Linked DNA regions of Homo sapiens: regions 2, 3, 4 and 5 are each linked to region 1. A link is a loop called in an ENCODE intact Hi-C map of the cell type or tissue named here. Cell type or tissue: PC-3. All regions are shown on one strand. Region 1 has its middle 27 kb from the start of HDAC11-AS1. Region 2 has its middle 120 kb from the start of NUP210. Region 3 has its middle 140 kb from the start of NUP210. Region 4 overlaps NUP210 (nucleoporin 210). Region 5 overlaps NUP210 (nucleoporin 210).

What was found. Hi-C counts contacts between places; a loop is a spot of excess contacts. Peaks named below come from ENCODE experiments on the same cell type or tissue, not always from the same donor. Only the 100,000 strongest peaks of a DNase experiment are listed, where the experiment ranks them.
Region 2: it touches region 1 in a loop (18-fold over the local background); 28 of 110 quality-filtered maps call a loop at or near these places.
Region 3: a loop joins it to region 1, with 11 times the contacts of the local background. A loop is called at or near these places in 14 of 110 quality-filtered maps.
Region 4: it touches region 1 in a loop (12-fold over the local background); 22 of 110 quality-filtered maps call a loop at or near these places.
Region 5: a loop joins it to region 1, with 4 times the contacts of the local background. A loop is called at or near these places in 4 of 110 quality-filtered maps.

Annotation. Positions count from the first base shown.
Region 1 is chr3:13,450,408-13,455,407 of GRCh38, reverse strand. No RefSeq gene overlaps it. Among named protein-coding and RNA genes, the nearest start is that of HDAC11-AS1, 27 kb to the left of the region's middle. RefSeq lists an enhancer at 3,216-3,797. In PC-3, a CTCF peak has its summit at 2,464 (motif pointing right); DNase peaks (open chromatin) are centred at 2,477, 3,467 and 3,937; H3K4me3 peaks cover 1,777 bases; H3K27ac peaks cover 1,752 bases.
Region 2 is chr3:13,300,037-13,305,036 of GRCh38, reverse strand. No RefSeq gene overlaps it. Among named protein-coding and RNA genes, the nearest start is that of NUP210, 120 kb to the left of the region's middle. RefSeq lists an enhancer at 3,161-3,250. In PC-3, a CTCF peak has its summit at 2,705 (motif pointing left); a DNase peak (open chromatin) is centred at 3,386.
Region 3 is chr3:13,281,040-13,286,039 of GRCh38, reverse strand. It overlaps a transcript of IQSEC1 not described here. Among named protein-coding and RNA genes, the nearest start is that of NUP210, 140 kb to the left of the region's middle. In PC-3, a CTCF peak has its summit at 2,350 (motif pointing left); a DNase peak (open chromatin) is centred at 2,289; H3K4me3 peaks cover 2,818 bases.
Region 4 is chr3:13,351,304-13,356,303 of GRCh38, reverse strand. NUP210 (nucleoporin 210) reads left to right here. Exons shown (of 40, transcript NM_024923.4): 17 at 2,197-2,389; 18 at 2,644-2,750; 19 at 4,120-4,224; 20 at 4,324-4,425. Among named protein-coding and RNA genes, the nearest start is that of NUP210, 67 kb to the left of the region's middle. In PC-3, a CTCF peak has its summit at 1,965 (motif pointing left); no DNase peak of the experiment used is centred here.
Region 5 is chr3:13,374,693-13,379,692 of GRCh38, reverse strand. It overlaps NUP210 (nucleoporin 210), which reads left to right. Exons shown (of 40, transcript NM_024923.4): 7 at 1-130; 8 at 713-781; 9 at 2,131-2,237; 10 at 3,262-3,402; 11 at 4,052-4,189. Among named protein-coding and RNA genes, the nearest start is that of NUP210, 43 kb to the left of the region's middle. In PC-3, no CTCF peak of the experiment used is centred here; no DNase peak of the experiment used is centred here.

The DNA.
Region 1 (5,000 bases):
GCCAGTCCAGCTGAGCTTCTGGATGACTGCAGTGGGGAGCCCAGCCAGGGTCAGCCAAACCTGGCCCAGGGCAGAACCGCTCAGCGGACCGGTAGAGTCCTAAACAATACTAAGTCACTGTTTTCTTAAAGCAACAAAGTTTGGTGCCTTGTTATGCAACAGTTGCTAAATGATACATCAGTGTCCAGCTCCTGCTCAAGGTTTTTTTTTCCACATCCCATGGACAGACTCTCCTGAACTGAGACAAAGCAGGCAAAGCTCTCACCTAACTCCAGGAAGACATCAGAGCAACCCCTTACCTGGTGTGTGGGACACAGGTGGAATGACTCTCTCAGAATCTAATCTTTTTTTTTTTTTTTTTTTTTTTTTTGAGACGGAGTCTTGCTCTATCACCCAGGCTGGAGTGCAGTGGCGCAATCTTGGCTCACTGCAAGCTCCACCTCCCAGATTCAAGCCATTCTGCTGCCTCAGCCTCCTGAGTAGCTGGGACTACAGGCACCCGCCACCATGCCCAGCTAATTTTTTTTGAATTTTTAGTAGAAACGGGGTTTCACTATGTTAGCCGGGATGGTCTCGATCTCCTGACCTCGTGATCCGCCCTCCTTGGCCTCCCAAAATGCTGGGATTACAGGTGTGGGCCACCACACCCAGCCTGAATCTAATCTTAAATACTGCTCTTCATGGGACACCTTTAGTCCAATCCTCCTGTGGGCCTGTAGACCCTCCAACCCCCATCACCCCCCAACCTCCCCTTCCTCCTTAGGAGGCAGGTAGAAATTAACCAAGGTGACTAAAGTCCATGCAGTTCATGTGTGCCCCTTTCCAGAAGATGAATGAAAGTGAGGAAGGAGAAAAGGCTGACACATTCCCCTCAGAAGCCTCTGCTTTCCATTTTTGAGACTCTCCACACGGGGATCTGGGAATCTTTACTTTTTTCTTTTTTTTTTTTTTTGAGATGGAGTCTCTCTCTGTCACCCAGGCTGGAGTGCAGTGGCACGATCTCAGCTCACTGCAAGCTCCGCCTCCCAGGTTCACGCCATTCTCCTGCCTCAACCTCCCGACTAGCTGGGACTACAGGCGCCCACCATCATGCCCAGCTAATTTTTTGTATTTTTAGTAGAGACGGGGTTTCACCGTGTTAGCCAGGATGGTCTCGATCTCCTGACCTCGTGATCTGCCCGCCTCAGCTTCCCAAAGTGCTGGGATTACAGGTGTGAGCCACCGCGCCCGGCCTTTTTTTTTTTTTTTTGAGACAGAGTCTCACTCTGTCGCCCAGGCTGGAGTGCAGTGGCGCGATCTCGGCTCACTGCAACCTCTGCCACCAAGATTCAAGAGATTCTCCTGCCTCAGCCTCCCAAGTAGCTGGGATTACAGGTGACTGCCACCGCACCCAGCTAATTTTTGCGGTTTGAGACAGGGTTTCACCATGTTGGCCAGGCTGGTCTTGAACTCCTGACCTAGAGATCCACCCACCCCAGCCTCCCAAAGTTCTGGGATTACAGGCGTTAGCCACCGTGCCCAGCCAGAATCTTTACTTTCAGTATGCTCCCCAGGTGGATCCAAGCTGCAGTCAAGTCTGGGCACTGTGGTAGAAGGCCAGGGGGAGTTGTGAAAAGTTCAAGCAGGTGAGGCGCCTGGCCTATTCTCTGGAATTTCTAAGCAAGCCCATAATTAGATAAACTAGCCCAGTGCAGTGCAGGGAGTGTCTAGTGGGAAGGGAGAGAAACAAAGTGTGACTGTTTCAAGGCTAAGACTGGAGAAAGGGAGAAAAAAGGTTTTAAAATGCATTTTGAAGCTAAGCTGATCAGTTATGAGATCATGTTGTAGGGTGACCCCTACCCCTGCCCCCAGTGGCCCTGAGCTCACTCTCATAACAGAGTTTCTCCCATACCCACTCCCATCCTCCCAGGTGGAGTTAGGACCTTGCCCCATCCATCCCCCAGGGACTAGACATGCCCTGTGGTCATCACCACCCCACACACTGTCTCCTCCTCTGGCCTGTGGGGTCTATGAAGGCTCCCAGCAGTCAGCCCAGGGCCCAGAACAGGTAGCGCTGGGATCAGGAGCACAAACCCCTGAAGGTGAATAAGTCTCTTATTCACCTTCCCATCCTGCAAACCTTGGGCAAGTGTAGCTCAGGTATTTTGCATTTGTGTTTTCTCATCTAAACAATGGGAATAGTAATAGTACCCACTTAAGGAGGTGTTGGGAGGATTCAATGATAGCCACACACAGGATGAGCTCAATAAATTGGGACAGAATGGACGTGTCCATGTCCAAATGTGTTTAGTTGATTATTAAATTTTCAAATCCAAAAGAATTATATTTTAGTGAAGGTAAAATACGCTGGTCTTAAGTATGTATGTATGGGCTCAATCTCCAAATCAAGATATAGAACCTTTCCTTCGCTGCAGAAATTGTCTCTTTTTAATGAATTTCCCTCCCCACTAGAGGCCACCACTGCTCTTATTTCTAATGTGATCGGCTAGTTTCGCCTGTTACTGAACTTAAAATAATGGAATCTTAGAGTCCACATTCTCTTTGCGTCTGGCATTTTTCCTTCAACAGTGGCCGGCGATGGTGGTGTGAACCTGTAATCCCAGTGCTTTGGGAGGCCGAGGCTCCTGGGACCATCGCTTGAGCCCAGAAGTCTGAGGCTGCAGTGAGCTATAATCTCACCACTGCATACTCCAGCCTGGGCGACAGAGCAAGACCGCCTCTGAAAAACAAAACAGCTATTATGCCTATGGGATTTGTTCATGCCTTCAAGTTTATTAGTAACTACTGAAACTCCATAATCCTTCTTATTGCTGACTAACTAGTATTCATTTTATGAATATACCACAACTTATGCATTCTCCTGTTTTTGTTTTTTTGTTGTTGTTGTTGTTGTTTGAGACAGCATCTTGCTCTGTTGCCCAGGCTGGAGTGCAGTGGTGCAATCTCGGTTCACTGCAACCTCCGCCAGCCGGGTTCAAGCAATTCTCCTGCCTCAGCCTCCCAAGTAGCTGGGACTACAGGCGTATGCCACCACGCCCGACTAATTTTTGTATCTTTAGCAGAGACGGGGTTTCAACATGTTGGCCACTCTGGTCTTGAACTCCTGACCTAGTGATCCGCCCGCCTCGGGCTCCCAAAGTGCTGGGATTACAGGCGTGAGCCACGGCGCCCGGCCGCATTCTCCTGTTGACGGAGATTTGGGTACTTCCAGTTAGGCTATTGTGAACCTGCCCTACTGATGCAGGGCAGGTTCTTGGCTTCCCCAGGAAGACCTGAAGAGCCAGCCGGAGGTAGAAGAAAACAGCTTTGCTGAGGCGGCGCGGCACTATTACAGCTCCAATGACGACTGCTCTGGCACGGCAAGACTACCCCCACAGGAACTGTGCAGAGGGTAGCAGCGTAGGGGCAGTTTCGTAGGCGTATTTAGGTCCACTTTAAAAGACATGCTAATTAAGAGGCGGGTCATTCAGAATTAGCTAGAAAGTGGGCGGGAACTTCCGGTGTTGCCGCGGCAAGGGGCAGTAACTTCCGGGTGTTGCCACGGCAATGGTAAACTGTCATGGAGGTGGTGGGCGTGTCTTATGGAGAGGGGCTTTAAGCGCCTCTCCTCAGTTTCCGCCAGTCTTCGATCTGATCTGGAGTCTGGTCCCGGCTGCCTCCTGCCTTACAGTGAATATTTATTTGTGCTCAGTATTTTTTGGTAACGTATCATTTTACGTGGGTGAGTAGCTAGAGTTGCTTAAGTCATAGAATTTGTTTAACTTTATAAGAAACTGCCCAACCAATCTCCAAAGCAGTTGTACAGTTTCAAACTCACGCCTGCGGGCTGGGCTCAGTGGCTCACGCCTGTAATCCCAGCACTTTGGGAAGCCGAGGTGGGAGGATCACTTGAGGTCAGGACTCACTTGAGATCAAACTCACGCCTGCCGTGTATGGGAGTTCCAGTTGTTCCACAACCTTGGCAGCATTTGATGCCACACTTCATTTGAGATGGTGCTGATAGGTAGGAAATGGTGTCTCATGGTGGTATTACTTTGCATTTATTTGATGACTAATGACTGTGAGTTTCATGTACTTAATGGCCATTCGTAGATCTTTTATGAAGTGTCTGTTCTTTTTTAACCCTTTTTTTTGTTTTCTTTTGTTTTTTTTGAGACAGGGTCTTGCTCTGTCACCCAGGCTGGAGTACAGTGGCCTGATCATGGCTCACTGCAGGCCCAACCTCCCTGGCTCAAGCATTCCTCCCACTTCAGCCTCCCAAGTAGCTGGGACCACAGGCCCATACCTCGACTGCCCGGCTAATTATTTTAATTTAAATTTTTTAAATTTAAAAAGAATTTTTTTTTTTTGAGACAGAATTTTGCTCTTATTGCTCAGCTGGAGTGCAATGGCACGATCTCGGCTCACTGCAACCTCCATGTCCCGGGTTCAAGCAATTCCCCTGCCTCAGCCTCCCAAGAAGCTGGGATAACCATATGCCACCGCGCCCAGCTAATTGTGTATTTTTTTAGTAGAGACAGGGTTTCACCATGTTAGCCAGGCTGGTCTCGAACTCCTGACCTCAAGTGATCCACCTGCCTCAGCCTCACAAAGTGCTGGGATTACAGGCGTGAGCTACCTCGCCCAACCGATTTTTTTTATTTTTTGTAGAGACAGGGTCTCCCCATGTTGCCTAGGCTGGTCTTGAACTCCTGGGCTCAAGCAGTCCTCCTGCTTCCACCTCCCAAAGTGTTAGGATTTCAGGCATAAGCCACTGTGCCCTGCGTTTTTCCATTTTAGCCATCTTAATTGCTATGTAGTAGTAGCACATAGTGAGTTTAATTTTCTTTTCTTTTCTTTTCTTTTTTTTTTTTTGTGAGACAGACATTCATTCTTGTTGCCCAGGCTGGAGTGCAGTGACGCAGTCTTGGCTCATAGCAACCTCTGCCTCCTGAGTTCAAGTGATTCTCCTGCTTCAGCCTCCCAAGTAGCTGGATTACAGGCATGCGCCCCCACGCCCA
Region 2 (5,000 bases), 150 kb after region 1:
AAGAACAGAGGCATCACCTGCAGCCCCTTTGCTGATTGTGATTCCACTTCAGCATGCTGCTCTTTCCTCCAGGACTCTTCCTGTGTGTGCCCTGCCAATAAGTACGGGCCTCTATCCATCAGTCATTCATCATTCATTCAACAAATATTAAGCGCCTATTGTGTTCCAGGCACTTTCCTAGGTTCTGAGTTTACACTGGGAAATAGAGCAGATCCATTTCTACCTTAACAGAGTTTACAGTCCAACTAGGGGGAAAAGATACACCAAGCTTCACTCTGTACACAGACCATGGCCGATGTGACAAGTTCCTGGAAGAAGACACATGTTATTGGGGGATTTGACCTGGTCAGGGAGGGACCTCACAGGGAAGTGATGACTGGGCTGGCATTTGAAGAGTAAGTGATAGCCAAGTGAGGACAGGTGGGTGGGGGAGAGTGTTCCAGGCACAGGCACAACCATTCAAAGGTTCCAGGCTGAGGGCGTGTGGCTATCATGACTGATCAGCAGAGAGCGAGGGAGGCTGCAGCAGAGGCATAGATGTGGCATTGGTGGCCTCACCCATCCCCAGTTAAGGGGCACCCAGCTTGCTTCCAATGTGTCAGTGTCATCAACAATGCTGAAATGAACGTCCTGGTGCAGACAGCTCTGCCCTTGTCTGGTTATTTCCCTTGGACAACTACCTAGACGTGGCATGCGCTTTCTTCTGGGTGGGTCTTGAGAGGCGTTGAGCCAAAATTCCTACATGGATTTTGTTCCTGCAAGCCCCTCCAGGAACCAGCCACCCTAATTCTCTGTCTCTGCTCCGGTCCACGCCAGAGGAGTCAACTCTGGTTGGTCAGGGACAGGCTGGGACAGGGACCAAAGTTATTCTGAGAACAGAAAAGATGACAGAAGCTGAGGTTTCCTGCTGATGGGAGGATGGACCTTGCAATTCCGCATTCATCTCTGTGGTGCTGGGACTCTGGGAGGCCTTCAGCCCACCCCTATGCTTCTGAGTTCATAGTGTGGTGAAGCGCAGGCTCAGACCAGGGCCAGAGCGGGGCCAGTGCTGAGGAAGCTCCTCTCCTCACTCCAGTGGTGAGGATAGGGATGATCAGGATGGGTTCCCTGGAAGTGGCATCCTGAGGCTTCCTCAGGCATCTTGAAGGAGTGGTAACAGGAAAACAGGGAACGGTTCCCAAAAGAGGGAAGGAGCTGCTTGGGATGTACTTGTACTAAAAAAATCACCCATTGTTTATCTGCAAAGACAAGCGGGGTCAGGAGCTGTGCTTTGTGCTGGGCAGTGGTGGTGGTGGCATCAAGGGCAAGGCTGAGGTCAAGAGAGGGCTAAGGCTGTGTGGCCAGGGCTGGCCTTCTGCAGGTCAGCTGAGTAAACACTGAAGTTAGTATAGTGACGGGCTGGACCAGGCCACGGCTTTATCTGCAGGGCCTGGAGCCAGAAGGCCTGCATTCCAATCCGGGCTCCACTTCTTATCAGCTGTGTGACTATGAGCAAGCTGCCTGCTCTCTCTGTGCCTCTGCTTCCACACCTGGGAAATGGAGGCACTAACAGCACCTCCATCGTTTGGGTTGATTTGAGGATCAAATGAGTTAATTAAAGAAAGTGGCCAGGCGGTGGCTTACACCTGTAATCCCAGCACCTTGGGAGGCCGAGGCAGGCAGATCACATCAAGAGATCGAGACCAGCCTGGCCAACATGGTGAAACCCCGTCTCTACTAAAAATACAAAAATTAGCCGGGCATGGTGGCGCATGCCTGTAGTCCCAGCTACTCAGGAGGCTGAGGCAGGAGAATCACTTGAACCCTGGAGGCAGAGGTTGCAGTGAGCTGAGATCATGCCACTGCATTCCAGCCTGGATGAGAGTGAGATTCCATCTCAAAAAAAAAAAAGAAAGGCCGGGTGTGGTGGCTCATGCCTGTAATCCTAACACTTTGGGAGGCTGAGGTGGGCAGACTACCTGAGGTCAGGAGTTCGAGACCAGCCTGACCAACACGGAGAAACCCAGTCTGTACTAAAAATACAAAAATTAGCCAGGCGTGGTGGCACGTGCCTGTAATCCCAGCTACTGGGGAGGCTGAGGCAGGAGAATCACTTGAACCTGGGAGGCGGAGGTTGCAGTGAGCCAACATCCGTGCCTCTGCACTCCAGCCTCGGCGACAAGAGTGAGACTCCATCTCAAAAAAAGAAAAAAAGAAATATATATATATTTATTTATATTTGTATATACATTTATATATTTATATAATTTTATATATTATATATTTATATTTATATTTATTTATATTTATATTATATATATTTCTTTTTTTCTTTTTTTGAGACAGAATCTTGCTCAGTTGCCCAGGCTGGAGTGCAGTGGCATGTTCTCGGCTCACTGCAAGCTCCGCTTCCCGGGTTCACGCCATTCTCCTGCCTCAGCCTCCCAAGTAGCTGGCATTACAGGCACACGCCACCATGCCTGGCTAATTTTTTGTATTTTTAGTAGAGACGGGGTTTCACCATGTTAGCCAGGATGGTCTCGATCTCCTGACCTTGTGATCCACCCGCCTCGGCCTCCCAAAGTGCTGGGATTACAGGCGTGAGCCACCACACCCGGCCAAAAAGAAAGAAATACTAAACATCATTGGACACACATGCGTTGGGCACTGACTGCACCCTGCCCTCTGCTGGATGGGCTCAGCTTCTCTCACAGACCTGATGTTCTAGTGGGGGAGACAGAAAAGTCAGTAAATAAGATTGTTTCCAAGGCGGTGCCAAGTGCCACGAGAAAGATAAGACAAGGCCATAGGAGGGAGGATGGTGGCGGCCCCCACTTCTGTCTGGTGCTCAGGGAAGACTGCTCTGCAGCAGTGACATCTGAAGTGAGACCTCAGTGTCAGGGAGTTGGGGTGGGGGTAGGGGTCCCAGGCTGAAGGAACAGCACATGAAAAGGCCCTGTGGTGGGAAAGTTATCGGGATTATGGGACAGCAAAGGGCCAGTGTGGCCGGAGTAGGTTGCCAGATGGCCAGGTAAACTGAAATTTCAGATAAGCAATGACTGATTTTTTTCAAGTGCAAGTGTCCTGAAGTTGCATGGAACATACTTGTACTAAAAAAAATGATTTGTTGTTTATCTGAAATTCCAGTGTAACTAAGCGCCCTGTATTTTATCTGGCAACCCTATACTAGGGTAGACGAGTCAGTTACAGGGCAAGCCCAGGCAGAGCCCCGAAGGCCTGGGGTGGTGGCTGGATTTTATTTTAAGGGTCTTGGTCAACAGGAGCTGAGCCCTCCAACCTCCAGCCTGGTCCAGTGCCCCTGGGTTGGTGTTCTTTGCTTAATGGGGAAGTGTCTGTCAGGGACCTCAGAACAAGCGTCACCCGCATTACAAAGAGCCCTCCAAAAGATGACTCATCCCAAGCAACAGGCGAGAGATCCGGGCTGCATCACACTCTCAGGAGGCAGAAACATCCCTTATATAAATGCAGGGGAAGGGGAGGGGACGGAGGTAGTAGAGAGGGATGTTAAAATTAGAATAACTGTGTTCTCTTAATTAGAAATGCAGTAGGTGCCTCATGAATCTGTAATGGGTTTTCTTGCAGACTTCTGGAAGCGGGAGGGCTGGGTCAGCCGTGGGAATATTCATGAGGGGTGGGGAAGGGTCCCTGGGGATGTTGGCCTGCCGGCTTCCAGGAGGGGCGTGGCAGGGGAGTCTGGATGCTGATCCCAGCTCTGCCACTGAGTGAATCTCGATGTGACTTCACGCCTGCCCTGTCTTCTCTGGGCCTCAGTTTCCCCATATGTGCAAACAGGGACCCTGCTCTAGGGAAGATGGATAGAGAGATGTCTAGGACAGCATACCCAGAGATGAGAGCCAGAGGCAAGGGAGGACTGAGCTGCCCCAGGCAGGGTCAGAGGCCCTTCATGTGGGCTCTGCTGGCTTCACAGTCTCATTAGTGCTTGTTGAATGAATGAGGGCTCTTTGGCAAACCCCTTCTCTTTTGTGGGCAGAGCTATTTTAAGACCTCTGCTAGGTTCTAGTTTGGCATTTCCATACCCCATCATATCAACATATTACAAGGCACCCACATGCCTCATTAAATAAAATTTATGTATAACTACACAAGAGTGGAGTTGAGATGCAATTGACTAGTTGACTAATGTTATGTTCTGTGGGCATTTAATTAAACATTTATTCATTTTGACGTGTCAGTGTGATTTTTTTCCCTCCCTTCCCCACTCCCAAACCCAAATATATTCACGGACCTCTGATCAGCTCCTGGCTGAGATACTGTGCCCAAGGGTCTAAGGGAAGAGGCCTTGCCTTTGTCCTCAGTCTTCCCATCTGTAAAAGGGTCAGGTTGCACGAGGTGACCCTGCAGGGCTCTTCCAGCTCCGGCTTTATAAATGGCACCTTCAGTGCCTGCTCCAGGGAGCACAGCCCCTGCTAGGGAGTGGGTGGGAAAGTGGGGATCGTGACAAGCCCAGTGCTATGGTTTGAATGTATGTATCCCTCCAAAATTTACATGTTGGACCTGAAAGCCTGAGGCAATGGTATTAAGAGGTTGGGTCTTTGGGAGGTGGTTGGGACATGCAGGCTCTGCCTTCATGAATGGGATTAATTTCTTTATCTAAAAGAGGCTTCAGAGAGCCGCCTGGCCCAGGCGCGGTGGCTCACGCCTGTAATCCCAGCACTTTTGGATGCGGGCTGATTGCTTGAGCCCAGGAGTTCGAGACCAGCCTGGGCTAAGTGGTGAAACTCCATCTCTTCAAAAAAATAGAAAACCTAGCTGGACATGGTGACGTGTGCCTGTAGTCCCAGCTGCTTGGGAAGCTGAGGTGGGAGGATGACTGGAGCCCAGGAGGTGGAGGTTGCAGTGAGTCGTGTGTATGCCACTGCATTCCAGCCTGAGCAACAGAGACCCTGTCTCAAACAAACAAACAAAACAACAACAACAACAACAAAACCCTAACAAAAAACAGAGAGCTGCCTGGCCCTTTCATCTCTTCTTCCGTGTGA
Region 3 (5,000 bases), 170 kb after region 1:
TGCGAGGCGAGGGCCTCACCTTGAAGGGGGAATCTGGGCAGCAACCACAGCATCCATGACACGGTGCTTCAAGGACTCTAGAGGCTCTGATTCTTTTATTGCACATCGTGGGAATTTAGATGAGAGACTGCAGCTGAACTGGACGGCCTTTAACTGCTCTGACGTCTTGGTGCTGCCAGCCGAGTGAAAGCAATCCACCCTGTCCCTCTGTGTCTCATCTGCCCTCTGCTCATCAGTGTTCCTATGTCCGGGGCCATGTGGTGAGACTGGGAGAGACCCCTGGGTGCCCAAGAGCCCCGAGTCCAGTCCAGAAGCAGGTGGGAAGCCAATTAACTCACTGCATGCGGGGGTCAGAGCAGGGAGGCTGGAGGACCAGGCCACAGGGCTTTTATGTGGGGCCCTGTGGGATGGCCCTGGCCTGTGCCTGCTCATCCCCCTTGCTCATTCTCTGTCTCCATGTGAGAACTCTTAAAGAGCATGGGCCCAGAGCCTGGCCACAGTCGATGCTCGGCCACATTTACTAAAGGAGTGGCTGGCTGAGGCTCTTTGAGGAAGAGGCCTCCCTTCTCTGGTGGGGACAGGCATTGTTCCTCCCTCGTTTGGGAGCCAGGAAGGAGGGTGGACTTGGCCCCATTGCTGGTGGCAGACTCCCCTATAACCTCCAGCTCCGGGGAGCTGGCTGTCGCTGGAACACCCCCGAGTCCCAGGAATGGAAAGCAAGGCAGATGAGTGAGGCAGAGGGAGAGGACAGGCCCGAGGGGCTCCCTGCTCCCACTCCTACTGCCTAAAGAGGAGTCCAGGGATCCTGGCCGGAAGGAGCAGGGAGTGGGCCAGGAAGGCCACTGTTGTTGTTCACCACCTATGCCCTGAGGATCTCTCTGCTTGCCTCAGAGCCTGGGGAATGGCAATTCCAGGAGGACAGGGCCCTGCCTAGGCCTCGGGTGCAGTGCTCCTGCCTGGAGGCTCGAACAGCACCTTGTCGGCCTGTTGTCATCTTCTGCCCTGGCCAAGCCTGGAAGCTCCTGAAAGGCAGGGCTGAGGCCTCCTCCCCTTATGGTGTCTGGTGTCATCCGGGCCTGGTACAGATTGGGTGTTCTGTCTGCTGAGTGGCAAGGTGACCTGCCTCAGGGAGCAAGGAGGTAGTGCAGAGATGGAGATGTGGGGTCATCTTCAATCGGGAACAGCTGGAAGGGGTGTCTGGGGGCTCCACATGGGCATTGAGCATAGAAAGGGAGCCTGGCTGCTCCTTCCCCAACCCCTGCAGCTCTGTCCATCAGCCATGATCCTCACTGACAGGCACCAGGGTTTAGAGTTACCTTCCCTCCAGCCCCAAACACTGGCAGAGACCCGTGCGCAACTGCAGGGTCAGGCCTCCCATAAGGTCATGAGAAGCCTGGGCTACACGGATCCCTTTTTGGGAAGCTCCTCAGGTATTATCAAATGAGGAGATATTAGATTAGAGTGGCAAAGATGTTGGTATATTTTCAATTTATAAACCAAAATGATCAATGATTTGTACATGTACAAATAGGATGGTATCTGATGGTGTTCTTCAAAAGGTGATGATAAGATTTATAAAGATAACATTAATCTTGAGAACAGGACGTGTCTTAGAAATGAGGGACAATTTTAAAGTTGTGTTGAGCTTTCATTTAGGGTGGTGTGTGTATGATCTCATCCTCGTATAACAGTCCTTGGGGAACTTGAGGCTTCCACTACATGGCCCCACTACCATTCTGGGCCCTGCCCGTGGGACAGCCAAGGTGGGACACCGAAGGAGGCCTGAGGACCCTGGAGGGTCTGAGGTCTCTCTATGCAGTCTCCTCCTCTCCTGGGGATGGAGGGATAGCAACAAACATAAATATGGAACACCAAGTGTCAGTGAAGCTGGTGTAACAAAGGCAATGCCACCCGCATGTAAATAACAGCTTTAAAAATATATGAGATGTAGCTAAAGCTTTACCCAGAGGTAAATTTATAGCCTTAAATGCATTTGCTAGAAAATGGAACTGTAGAAATAAGCCAGCTCAAGTCAAGGAGATAGAAAAGTGAGTTTAGCCCCAAAGAAACTTGGGGTATGAAAATTACAAAGATTAAGAAAATAATCAACAAATGGAAAATATTTTGGCTGAGGAAAGGTAGGCTCCAAGGGGTAAAACAAATTGCTGCAGATCTCAACGCCGAGCAGAGGCGGGGCTTCCCTCCACAGATTATCAGTTCCCCACCGCAAGTGTGAGTGGTGGGTTGGGCCCCTGAGCCTTGGCAGCTCAGCAAATAGAACCATGGAGGCTTCAGGGCCACCTTCTGGTTGCAACTGGGAAGGGACGGCCGGGGAAACGTCTTGCTTCTACAAGTACAAAACATTCCCAGTGTTTTATTTTATTATTTTATTGGTATTTTTGTAGAGCCAGGGTCTCGCTCTTTTGCCCAGGCTGGTTTCAAACTCCTGGGCTCAAGCGATCCTCCTGCCTCGGCCTCCCAAAGTGCTGGGATTAGAGGCGTGAGCCTCCGCACCCTGCCCATACCCAGTGTTTTGGTAGACTCAGATCAATAAGAAATGCCAATGTTCTCGTGAGTGTGTTGATTTTTTATTTACACTTTTCCTAAAATCGTCCGCTGATGGATTCGAGATGTATTTCACGGAATCGCTTCCGATTTAAGGCGCCCGAGGCGGCCGGAGAAGGATGGAGCTGTCCCCCGACGCCTGGTGCGGGGGCGCGGGACCCAGGGGCGGTCCCAGCAGGCGGCGCCCTCCCCGCCCTCTTCCCGCGCCGCGGCCGGCACTTTGCAAAACTCCTCGCCTGCCCGCTGCGGCCGCAGCTCCGCGCCCTGCCGCCCCGGCGCGTCCGCGGGGCAGCGGGCGGCGGAGCGCGGCGGCGCGGGGAGCAGGAGGCGCGGGGGCCCCGGGGGCGGCGCCGGCGGAGGCGGGAGCCGAGGCGGGGCCGCGGCAGCCCCGCGCCGCGCCGAGCCGCCGTCCCCGCCGCGCAGCCATGGCCGCGCCGCCGCCGCCCCGCCGCCCGCTCGCCTGAGGCGCGGCCGGCCTCCGGGCGGGGGGCCATGGCCAGCGCCGCCGAGCCCCCCGGCCAGGCGGCCGAGTACCTGCAGGAGCTGACCCGGATCGTCGCCGCGCAGCAGGAGCTGCTGGCGCGCCGGCGACGGCGCATCGAGGAGCTGGAGCGCCAAGTGGCGCGGCTGAGCCGGGAGAACGCCGGCCTGCTGGAGCGACACCGGCGACACCTGGCCGCGTGCGCCCGCCGCCCCGACCCGGGCCCCGGCCCCGGCCCGCAGCCGCTCGGCGCCATCCCGGAGCTCGGCGGCCGCCGCGACAAGTAAGCGGGGCCCGGGGCGGCGGGCGTGTCGGGGACGTGGGAACTTCTTGGGGTCCGCGGCTTCCCTCGGGGCTTGGCGGGGAGGTGGGCGGGTGCGGGAGGGCGCGTGGCCGGCCCGGGAGCGCCCACACCCGCCGCCAGACCCCCAGGGGCTCCCTGGGATTCTCTGGCGGGGTCGCCGCCCAGATCCGGAGCTCGATCTCGGGTGGGGACTGGGTTCCCTGGAAAAGGGCTCCAGGGAGCTGCTCAGCGCTCCCGCCGGCCTGGCTCTGCGCTGCGGCGCGGACTCAGGGTTGGCGACCCCCGGGGCTCGGACGAGCCGGGCGGAGGTCTGTCCGGGGAGCGGACCTAGGTCTCGGAGCAGCAGGGCGAGAACTTCCGACCCAGAGATCCCGAGACCGGTAGGGAGGGGTCGCGGGCCGCGCGGATCCCGCCCTGGAGCGGGCCTGGGTCGCTTGCGGGTTGCGGTGTCCCTGGAATGGACTCTGCGCTGTGTCCAGTCCGGGACGCGCAGAGCCCTCTTCTGTGGACGCCTCTGTCTCTTACTTCAAGGCTGGGGTTAATTCCCGACTGCCTCGCCCTGGGATTACCCGGGGCTATTTCGGACCCAGGATTAAGTGAGGGATGGGGAGAGGTACAGGGCGGGGCTGTCCAGCAGCCCTGGACCCCAGCGTCCCTACCGGCTCGCAGCCCGCCAGCCGGGTTCCCGTTTGCCTCCCATGAGTGTCGGTGTCGAAACCCGGAGCAGCCTCACCGTGTGGACCTTCGGGCGCCCATCTGGGGCAGGACAAGGGGGCTGGGAGGCTTCGGTGTCTCTGGGGCGGGGTTTCTGCTGCTCTGTGCCCTCTGCCTGCCCCTCTGCCTCTCTGTCTTCGGGATCACCCGGGGCCCACTATGGCTTGGCCTGGGGAAGACTAGAAATCACTGTGTGGTTGGGGGAGTGGCCGTGGTCAGGGCTTCAGGACAGTCTTCCTGCTGGGCGGCCCTTCCAGGGTGGAAATGGGGGAGGAGTTAGCTGTGGCCCCAGAAGGTGGGGTGGTTCCTGATTCCCAGGAGTCCCAGTACTGTCATGGAAACCCGAGTTTCCCACCCCAGGGGGGCTGCAGCGACTGTGGCCATGGGACAGGCCCTGTCTGCTGCCCTGCCTGGAGGGTGTGCTGGCTCTGGGCGGTGCGGGTGGGGCTGGGGGGCTCTTTGGAGGAGGAGCATTGTGAGGATGGGGTCGGGCTGTGGGTGAACACATACATGGCTCTGTGCGTGGCAGGCGTGGGTGTCAGGCTCTTGCTCTCTGTGAATGGAGAAGGAGGAGCGGGACGTGTGTATAGCTCCTAACTGGTGTCACTGGGAGGAAGCAGAGACCCCGCCCACTGCCTGTCTGGGCCCCACTCCTGGCCCTCCGGAGTCTCTGAGACTCCCTTCACTCTTCAGTCCTGCCACAGCAGCTGTGGGTCTCCCGGAGCTGGTCTCACAGGGGCCCGGGCCCTTTCTCCCACACCAGGACCAAAAGAGAAGCTGGGGCTGCCCAAGGAAAGTCCTCAGCAGCTTGGGGAGGCGGCACCAGGGCAGGTCCCAAGTCCCTGCTTTCATGGGAAGCAGTGACACGTTGGTCAGCACATGCCTCACAACACCACCCTGGGGAATGGCTTCCTTTTTCCCTTCAGCGTCACCCCT
Region 4 (5,000 bases), 99 kb after region 1:
AGGTAATTTTATACTCTCCAACTTCAGAGGCTACCCAAGATGTGTTTGCAGATTAAATTATTGGTGAGGAGAGACACCAGAATGGAATTGACTGATCAGAATGACAAGGTAGAGCCAGGCTCAGCCTGACCCTGGCCCTCTGAGCAGGTCCTCTAGCGTGTGGCTCACTCACTGTGGGTGGGCACCAGTTGCATGGGACTGATTAGGGGCTTGAATGGGGCTGTCCCCAGATTGAGACACCAGAGATTGGCCACACTGAGTCAGGGGAGGTCCTTGGGCTCTACAATCAGGCCAGCTGAGTTCCACCCCTAAACCTGTGTGACCTTGGACAAGTCATTCAACATTTAACGTCCCTGGACCTCAGCCTCCCTGTTTGTAATATGGGGCTTATGTTGTTGCCTCAAATGGGCCAGTTAGCTTGCACATGTGCTTGGCCAGTGTCAATTTCCTTCCCTGGAGGAGCATTGGTTTTCCAGCCAGGATTGCATCTGGGGGAGCCATGGAGCACCTAGGATAGGTCCCTACAGCCCCTGCCCAAACTCCCGGCTTCTATATTATGAATAATGATGAGACCTTTGCATGCCTGCTGATGGTGCTGGCCTACTCAGAGCAGGGTGTGGATTAAGAATTTGTAGCCTGCTTGAATCAAGTGTTCTCTTGGGGCAAGAGAGCTAGAAGGAGTTGGGAGGAGCCCTCATGGTGCAGGTGGGGTGTTTTGTGACTGTATCGGTCAGGCAGGCGGGGCCTGGCCAGGCTGCCATGGCAAACAAGCCCACATCCCGTAGCTTCACATGGCACAAGCTCACCTCTTGCCCATGCTGCATGAGCCTCTCTAGTTGGCTGGGAGACCTGCTTTGTGTCATTGTGATCTTCATTCCAAGACATGGGCTGTGGAGCAGCCACCATGTTGATCATGGCAGGTGCCACTGTGGAGAGAAAGGGAATGTGGCAGGTCGGGATCTGGCAGTGAAGCTTCCCCCTAGTCCCATTTCACTGGCCAGAACAAGTGCCTCAGTCACTTCTAACCAGAGGATGAGAGAAGGGTAGTTCTTCCTGCAGGATCCCCCTCTCCCCGAATGGAAAACTAGCCCTGTTTGTGAATGATGCTCATGGCTGCCCACTTTCCTACCCGAATGTAGGAAGGCTCTAAAATGACCTTGCAGTCCCCATATTTAAATCCCTCAGTTGTGCTTTGTGTGTCATAGCTGGAGAAACTGAGGCTCAGGGAGTTCATAACTTGCCTGGGCACTGAGAGGTGGAGCTGGGGCTGAGTCCAAGTTGTGGGGTCAGAGACACTTGGCCTCTGCTTTATGGCCCAGCCCACACTGCCCCCATGCTATGTGGCCAGAGAAGGGAGGGATAGCCCACAGGAAAGAGGCTTGATTCAGCTGGTTTCTAAGGGGAGAGTCCGCTCGGGGAGCGAGAGATCACCCCAGAGTGGTGGGAATCCAGGATTTGGACCTGCAGCCTGGCGCTCCCATTGCGAACCTCCTTGGATGAGCTCCTTTCCCTGACTGGGCTTGTGCTTCCTTCACGTGGGGATGACCCCTTCCACCTTCCTGGGACATTTAAGGATTAGGCGAGTATTCCACTTTCAAAGGAGCTGTACAAACCCAGTAGCTCTGGGACATCTTAGGCGTTGAAATCTGCATTCCTGTGAAACCACTAGTGGGGCCATCCTAGAGGCACCGACATGTGCCTGGGTGGGGGATGGCAATCATTTGGGAAGGTGAGGGCAGAGGGGAAGGAGAGCAGCCTGCCCACAGTAGTAGGTCAGGATGGTGGTTCCCAGCTTCAGCACTGTTGACGTTTGGGACCAGATAGTTCCTGTGGGGGGCTGTCCTGTGTATCGTAGGGTGTTTAGCAGCATCATGGACCTCTCCCGAGTAGATGCCAGTGGCAACCCCCTGACTCATGCGTAGGGACAGCCAGAAATGCCTCCAGTGTTGCTGAAGGCCCCCTAGTGGTTCTCATTCCACTGAGAGCTGTGGTCTGGAGCCAGAGGCCAGCTTGGACAGGGCCATGGGGGGACCTGGTGGGTGGCAATAGTGAGGATTGCTTTCTGGCATATCCCATTCCCTCACCAGCACCCCCAAGAGCCCACAGGGCAGCTGCTGGCCTCAGAGTGCACTGCGTGGTCAGTGTCCAGGTCCAGTCCTGGGGGTGACCACAACATCTGACCTGTGTTCCCTGCAGGTCCCAGTGTCCAGCCACCGCAACCCCCGGCTGGACCTGGCTGCTTACGACCAGGAGGGCCGCCGGTTCGACAACTTCAGCTCTCTGAGCATCCAGTGGGAGTCCACCAGGCCAGTGTTGGCCAGCATCGAGCCTGAGCTGCCCATGCAGCTGGTGTCCCAGGACGATGAGAGTGGCCAAAAGAAGCTGCACGGTGAGCTGGGCACAAGCCTGATGGCCCAGGCAGGAGAACAGAGACCAGACAGGAAGCCTGCCAAGGTGGGCCAGTGCCTGTGGGAGCTTAGTTATCTGTGCTTAGATCCTGTTAACTCTTACAATCCACATAGTTTCAACACACACAGTTGTCTGTTTTCAGATTCGAAACTGCAAATCAGAAGGAGGGAGGGGCTGCTTCAGGGGTGGTGATGGGCAGACATCCAACGGTGGCTTCCTTCTTCCTGGTCTCAGGTTTGCAGGCCATTTTGGTTCACGAGGCATCAGGAACCACAGCCATCACTGCCACTGCCACTGGCTACCAGGAGTCCCACCTCAGCTCTGCCAGAACAAAGCAGCCGGTATCTCCCAGGGCCCAGTGGTGGGTGGGCTATGGGTAGCGGGGCAAGCCTCCTACTTCTGCTTAAATTCCACCGGGTATCACAGTGTCCTGAGTCACTGTCTGCTTGACCACCACTCCCCCACCCCAGCCTCTTGGAGGCCCCAGGAGAGGCACTGCTATTAATAGTAGGGGACCAATAGGTACATTGGAGGTGGGAATGGGAAGGGCTTCTCAAGAATAGCCCTTCCTGGATGACAGCCACCTCATGGGGGGTACAGCCACAAGGAAACTTAGGTCTTGAATAAGGTGGAGGCAGCAGGTACAGGCTGGAAGGAGAAGGTGGGACTGTAACTGTATTCCCATGGTCCCTAAATGCCAGGATGAGGCACTTCTATTGTCCTCTTGGGAGCAAACTTTGAAAGAGGCTGGGGTCCCGTGGGGGCAGCACTGGGGAGGCTGGCCTGGAGGGAGGGGGTCACTGAAGGGGCACACCTGTGCCTATACCTGATGGCTCAGTCCTCACTGGCACCAGGATTCCCTTGATTGGGAGTGAGGGGGCGTCACGGCCTCCTGCCTGATGCCTGAGCACCCTGACATGTTATCCCCATGACTTTGCACTTCCTCCCTGCCCTGATGTCCCCCCACCCCCCATAGCTGAGTCACTCAGGCTTCCTCCCCTTGCAGTCTGTGTTCCCCTGAGAGCTGCTCTCCCTTGCAGACACCTTCCTTGTCCTTGTCACCCACAATGCACACCTTCCTGTCATTGACTCACTCTTGCTCTTCCATCCGTGCATTGGAGTCGCCTCTCCCTGCCGGCAGTTGCTGCACCCCGAGTGCCTGGCACACCTGTGGCCCTGAGGAGGTGCTCAAACACGTGATTCCTGGGGGCCTCAGATCTGGGTGGCTCCTTTGTGTGACACATGGTGGGAAGCAGAGCTCAGTGGGTCATGTGCCACCCTAGGGGATGAGGGCTGTCATTGTCCTCTCCTGAGCCAGCCTTGGCCACACTTCCAGGGGACCCTCCCCCGATGCCTGGCCTGGCCAGCGGCCACATGCTCTGAAGCTGACCCTTTGCTGTGAGGTCCTGCAAGGCAGGGCGTGTGTGTGAGTTGCCCACCACTGGGGCCTGGTGGGTTGGGGTGGCGTCTTCTAAGCTGGATTGCTCCCAACCCTCTCCTCAGTCTGGAGTGGAGGAGCCAGCAACTCATTCCACCTCAGGAGGCTGAAGGGAGACCTCAAAGGGTCTGTGGCCATTCTGCTGGGCTCAGGAGCACCAGGGGCTTGTGGCCAGGAGCAAGGCCAGGCCCTAGGGCTTTTGGGCCTGTTCTTCCCGAGGGGCAGCCTAATCATGTCCTCCTGGATCTAATGGCCTTGCCCTTGTCCTTCAGCATGACCCTCTGGTGCCTCTGTCGGCCTCCATAGAGCTCATCCTGGTGGAGGACGTGAGGGTGAGCCCAGAAGAGGTGACCATCTACAACCACCCTGGCATCCAGGTACAGTCCTTGCCCTGCCACCTTCCTGGGCAAGACCCACGGGGGGACTCCTCGCCCTCCCACATGCGGCCCAACCCTCCCTGCATCTGCCTCCTGCAGGCAGAGCTCCGCATCAGGGAAGGCTCAGGTTACTTCTTCCTCAACACCAGCACCGCAGATGTTGTCAAGGTGGCCTACCAGGAGGCCAGGGGTGTCGCCATGGTAAGCTTGGGCCATCGGTCCCCACTGTTGGTTTTCATTCCTTATCTGGGCTGTTGTGTGGTTAATTGATTGATCATTTTGAAAGCTAGCACTTGACTCACACTCGGAATCCCAGAACTTTGGGAGGTCAAGGCAGGAAGATCACTTGAGCCCAGGAGTTCAAGACCAGCCTGGACAATATAGTGAGACCCCCATCTCTACAAAAAAAAAAAGAAAAATCAAAAATTAGCTGGGCATGGTAGCACAGGCCTGTGGTCCCAGCTACACAGGAACCTGAGGCAGGAGGATTGCTTGAGCCCCGGAGGTTGAGGGGTGCATTGAGCAGTGGTCATGCTCCAGCCTGGGCAACAGACCTGGGTGAGAAACCCAGACCCTGTCTCCAAAAAAAAGCTGGCACTTAATCACATTAGCTATAATTAGCAAGGTCTTTAGATTCTCTGATTCATTCTACAACTTTAGTCATTCTCATGAAACCTTTGTGATTTGTATTCCCTGTCCACAAACTGTTAGTTACCTAATGGTTTCCTTTCAATCAATCCTTTAAGATTAAAATATTATTCCATAAGGAGCACTGT
Region 5 (5,000 bases), 76 kb after region 1:
TTGCAGCTTCAGAACAGCATCCCGGGCCCCGAAGGAGACCCAGCCCGGCCGGTGGCTGTCTTGGCCCAGGACACGTCGATGGTCACTGCACTGCAGCTGGGACAGAGCAGCCTCGTCCTTGGCCACAGGAATATCCTTTTCTTGGGCTTGTGTGTTCTTAGGCATGGCGGAGCTGCTGTTTGGAAGTCAAGTCTTTTTTTCCCTGAAAGCTCGGCAGGGCTAAAAATAGCCGTTTCCCCTCAACGGTCTGAAAATCAGAAAGAACTGAAATAGCACTGCTGAGTGGAATTGCTCACGGCTGTGGGTGACTCACCCCAGAGGCTCCCAGCGGTGGGAGGTGATGGCAGGAGCTGAGTGTCGTTCCTCGTCTCCAGAAACTTCTCCAGTACCTGCAGCCTTCTCAGAGGGGGCCTGGCGGGGGCTGTTTCCATACTAGCATAATGGAGTGTTGATGCCCCAGACTTGTTGTTGTGTCCTGTGCGGTCTCCAGTGTCCCTCACAGAGATTCCCCTTTGCTAGTGTGGCAAGCGCAGTGTGGCCTTTGATTCTGAAAAGTGCCTTTGCTCTACGTGGCCTAAGCCAGGGGAGTTTTCATCCCCTCTTCTTCTCTCCATGTGATGTCTTGATGATCAGGATTCTGAGCCAAGCTGAAACTGGCCAGCCAGCTGGTTTATTTGCTGTCATATGTCTTGCCCCTTAATTCAAAATTCAGGTATTCGCATGCAAGGTGCTTCTAGGTTACCCAACAGCACTATCTACGTGGTCGAACCTGGATACCTAGGTGAGTGTGGGCCTCCTGGGCCCTCATGGATGCTGCTCAGTTGTGACTATATGAGTTTAAAAAATAGAAAAGAAGCAATAGCTCCACAGAAAATGCTTCCCTCTGGCCAGCTCTGCCACTTGCTATGACCATCATTGCCCAGGGCACTCACCAGCCCTTCCCTGTTTGGTGTAGAAATAGGTAGAATGAGCCAAGCCAGGCAGGCGGCAGGCTCAGCAAGGAGAGAAACAGAACCGGGTAGAGTGGTGAGGGGCTTGCACCCTCCTGGTTTTCATACCACGGCTTTGCCCAGACCTGACCATTGCTATGGACATTTAGAGGTTGGGGCCCAGTGTCAGCTCAATTATAGAGGGACCCTAAGGTGACATGACAGTAGGCAGGTACCTTAGCAGGGAGGGGAGGAACATGATGATGATATTGAAGGCAGGCATTTTCTCAGACAGAGCTTCTTTTGCGGGAAGGTGTCCTGGCAGAGGGAATTGCTTAGGCAATGGTGTGGAAGTGAAAAAGTACACTGGGCATCCCAGGGGACAGCAAGAGTGCTGTGGTATCCTGTGTTGCAGGGGACTGAGAACCTGGGAGGGCAGGGATGACTCATATGGCAAGAGTGCTCAGTGACAGGCTTCAGAGTGTAGACCTGCTGAGATGAGTCCAGGGTTGGTCCTGGCGAGGTCAGCTCAGGACTGAGAGTTCAAAGCAGAGAACTGTTGTGGATTCAGAGCGTAGACCTGCCGAGGGTTCAGAGCGTAGGCCTGCTGTGTGTTGAGGACAGAGTTGCTGGATTCTGAGTGTAGACCCACTGAGGACGGGAATGAGTTTGAAAGAGCCTTGATCAGACAGAGTGGGATGAGTCCAGGGTTGGTCCTGGCGAGGTCAGCTCAGGACTTAGGGCTGAAGGTGGCATTAGACTTCTGCTCCTCAGCAGAAGGAGGAGGCCAGGGCCATAGTTGTGGGGCCTCCAGGTGGGTGGTGTAGGGCCTGCAGGTGGGTGGTGTGGGGCCTGCAGGTGGGTGGTGTGGGGCCTCCAGGTAAGTGGTGTGGGGCCTGCAGGTGGGTGGTGTGGGGCCTGCAGGTGGGTGGTGTGGGGCCTCCAGGTAAGTGGTGTGGGGCCTGCAGGTGGGTGGAGTGGGGCCTCCAGGTAAGTGGTGTGGGGCCTGCAGGTGGGTGGAGTGGGGCCTCCAGGTAAGTGGTGTGGGGCCTGCAGGTGGGTGGTGTGGGGCCTGCAGGTGGGTGGAGTGGGGCTTCTCGTGTGGATGCTGAGGGCCCCTGTGCTGAGGGTGGTGGTCCCATCCTCCTCCACCCTGCTGCCCCTGAGGCCTGAGTGCTCAGGCTCCCTCTGCCTGTTTTAGGGTTCACTGTTCACCCTGGTGACAGGTGGGTGCTGGAGACCGGCCGCCTGTATGAAATCACCATCGAAGTTTTTGACAAGTTCAGCAACAAGGTCTATGTATCTGACGTGAGTGCCTGTTCAGGTCCTGGCTGGGGGGATGAGGTGGGGTCGTTGTCTGACGCGGCTGCTGAAGAGCAGCCCCCAAAGCAACAGGAGCCCCCATGCAGGCTGACCGAGGAGGGGTCCTGTTTCTAGTGGCGCTCCCGGGTCTGTGGGAAACAGTGCTGAGGCATCCCGGGGCATCTCCAGAGCCTGTGAGCCTGCACACCGGCCTAGCTGCAGAGCCCCTGTTGGGCTGGAGGGCAGAGGTTGCCACAGCGGCAGGGCTCCAGGATAGGAGGATAGGGAGGAGGTCTCTGCCCGCCACTCTCCCGCCCCCTTTTCCCCAAGCTGGGGACCTCAGAGAATCCATTCTCCTCCTGCCCTGCAGAGAGTCACGGAGCACGTCCTGGCTTTCTCCGTACTGGGTTCCAGAAATACCTGGAACCCTGCATGACAGAGGCCGAGCTCAGCACACTTTCTGGTTCTGGAAGGGGGTGTCAGACAGATGAGGAAATGTGCAGGAGTCTTGGCTGCCTCTCTGTCCCCTGTGAGAAATTCCAGGCTCGTCAGTGAGCACCCCCAGGCCCTTCAGGTGGCGTTGGAGGTTTTAGAAGAAAAAGGCGAGGTTCCTCTCGGTGTCCTTGAAGATGTCGTTGCTTTGCTCATGTTATCAAACAAGGGCTGGGATGGTCACCATTTGCAGTTAGCTGTAGGGGACGTGATGTCCTTTTTTTTGTATTTACTGGTTCCTTCTTGAGACCTCGGTAGGCTCCAAGCTGCCCCAGGTGCCACACGGGGGGATGAAATCGAAGCGCAGGTCATCAGGCCATGCAGGGAGGGTGGCCTCGGTGGGGACAAAGGCCATAGTGATCAGACCTCTGTTCCAGGGCCCAGCCCACCCGTCTGCTGCTAGTGGAGGCTGCTGAGCCCCAGGGGGCCCCTTGGCCTGGCCTGGCTGCTGGTTTCAGTCCTGTAGCTTCGTGCCCAAATTCTGACTTTCTGGAGTCACCCCAGAAGCACCTCTCTCCTGTCCTGCCTCACCTTCCAGAACATCCGAATTGAAACTGTGCTTCCTGCTGAGTTCTTCGAGGTGCTCTCGTCCTCCCAGAATGGGTCATACCATCGCATCAGGGCACTAAAGAGGGGACAGACGGCCATTGACGCGGCCCTCACCTCTGTGGTGGACCAGGCAAGTTGGTGTCTCCCCTGCGTCGTGCCTTGTCCTATGAAGCCACCCTCTGTAGGCAGAAATGTCAGCCCAGGAGGGCCATGAGTCCCAGGGAGTTGGGCCACCTGCATCCCTTTTCCTGTTTGGGCTACTTGCATCCTGGGTTCTATTTTCCTTAGTCTTTAAGAAGCCCATCAGCCTTAGGGAGCAGAGCTTTGCTGATTGGAAAATCGGCCTGGGTGTTCCCATTTTCCTACCCCGCACAGAAGGCCTCCTGGCCTGGAAGGGGCAGCAGGCTGTAACAGGAAGAAATGCCCATGCACCGACAGTGACTCCTGCCAGAGTCGGCCTCCTCAGCTCTGGGGGCTGGGCGGGCTGCTTTAGCTCTCAAGCCTCAGTTTCCCCATCTGTAAAGTTGGGGGGGACACCACATCCATCCTGCTGGGGTGCCCTGAGGATTCAGTCAGGCAGCATTTCCAGAAAGCACTTCACAAAGCCATCCCCGTGGAGAAAGAGAGGGCAGCAGGGTGTCTGGCACCTTCCTCTCCACTCTTCCCCCAAATCCACCTTTGTGACCCGATCCCCAGGGAGGGGTGGGGGTCCGGTGACTGGGAAAGACTGATGATGACATGGTTGTCATGGTTACGTGTGGCACCCTCACCCCTTGTAGGATGGAGGGGTCCACATACTACAGGTGCCTGTGTGGAACCAGCAGGAGGTGGAAATTCACATCCCGATCACCCTGTATCCCAGCATCTTGACATTTCCGTGGCAACCAAAGACGGGCGCCTATCAGTACACAATAAGGGTACGTGAGACCCCTCACCTCTGCGTGCATTCCTTTGGTGTTTTCATGGGATTGTGGCTTTTTGTCCATTCTATTACTTTTAGTATTACTCTCTAGTGGTTGTGGAGAATTTTAAATCACAGTCTTTATGTTTCCTGAGGTTTCCATCATAGCAATGCATTCTGGTAATTAGGAAAAAAAACAACAAAAACCAACAATGAAAAAATTGAGAATAAGGCAGGGTGCGGTGGCTAACACCTGCAGTCCCAGCACTTTCGGAGGCTGAAGTGAGAGGATTGCTTAAACCCAGGAGTTTGATACCAGGCTGAGCAACATAGGGAGACCTCCATCTCTACTCAAAAAAAGGAAAAAAAAAAAAAAAGAGAAAAAATAGAATAAAGAAAACCTGGAATACAGTTTTGAATTTCATTAATGTTTATTTTTCTAAAAATCTTTTTTGAAAGCATTATATATATACACACACCCTTAGAGAAAACATTAAAATTTAAGGGATAAGTATCTCCAACCTCATCACATGGGATGGATCACTGCTCTGACCTTAATACTTCCACCTGGCATTAGCCAGCAGGACTCGCCTTAGACAGGGCTCGAGTCCTCGTGGTCAGTGCAGGGCACATCAGTCCTGCTGTCCCATGGAGTGGTGACAGGTGTCCTGTCTGTGCACTGGCACCGGCTCTCTGCTCAGGTGCGTCACCATCCTGGCCCCTTGGGTTTTGGGGTTGTTTCCTCTGGTCTGGGAGCAGAGGTGCAGTCGCTGACCTCCCAGCAGACAATGAGGAATGGGCAGGGGTGTGTGCTGGGAGCTTGTGTC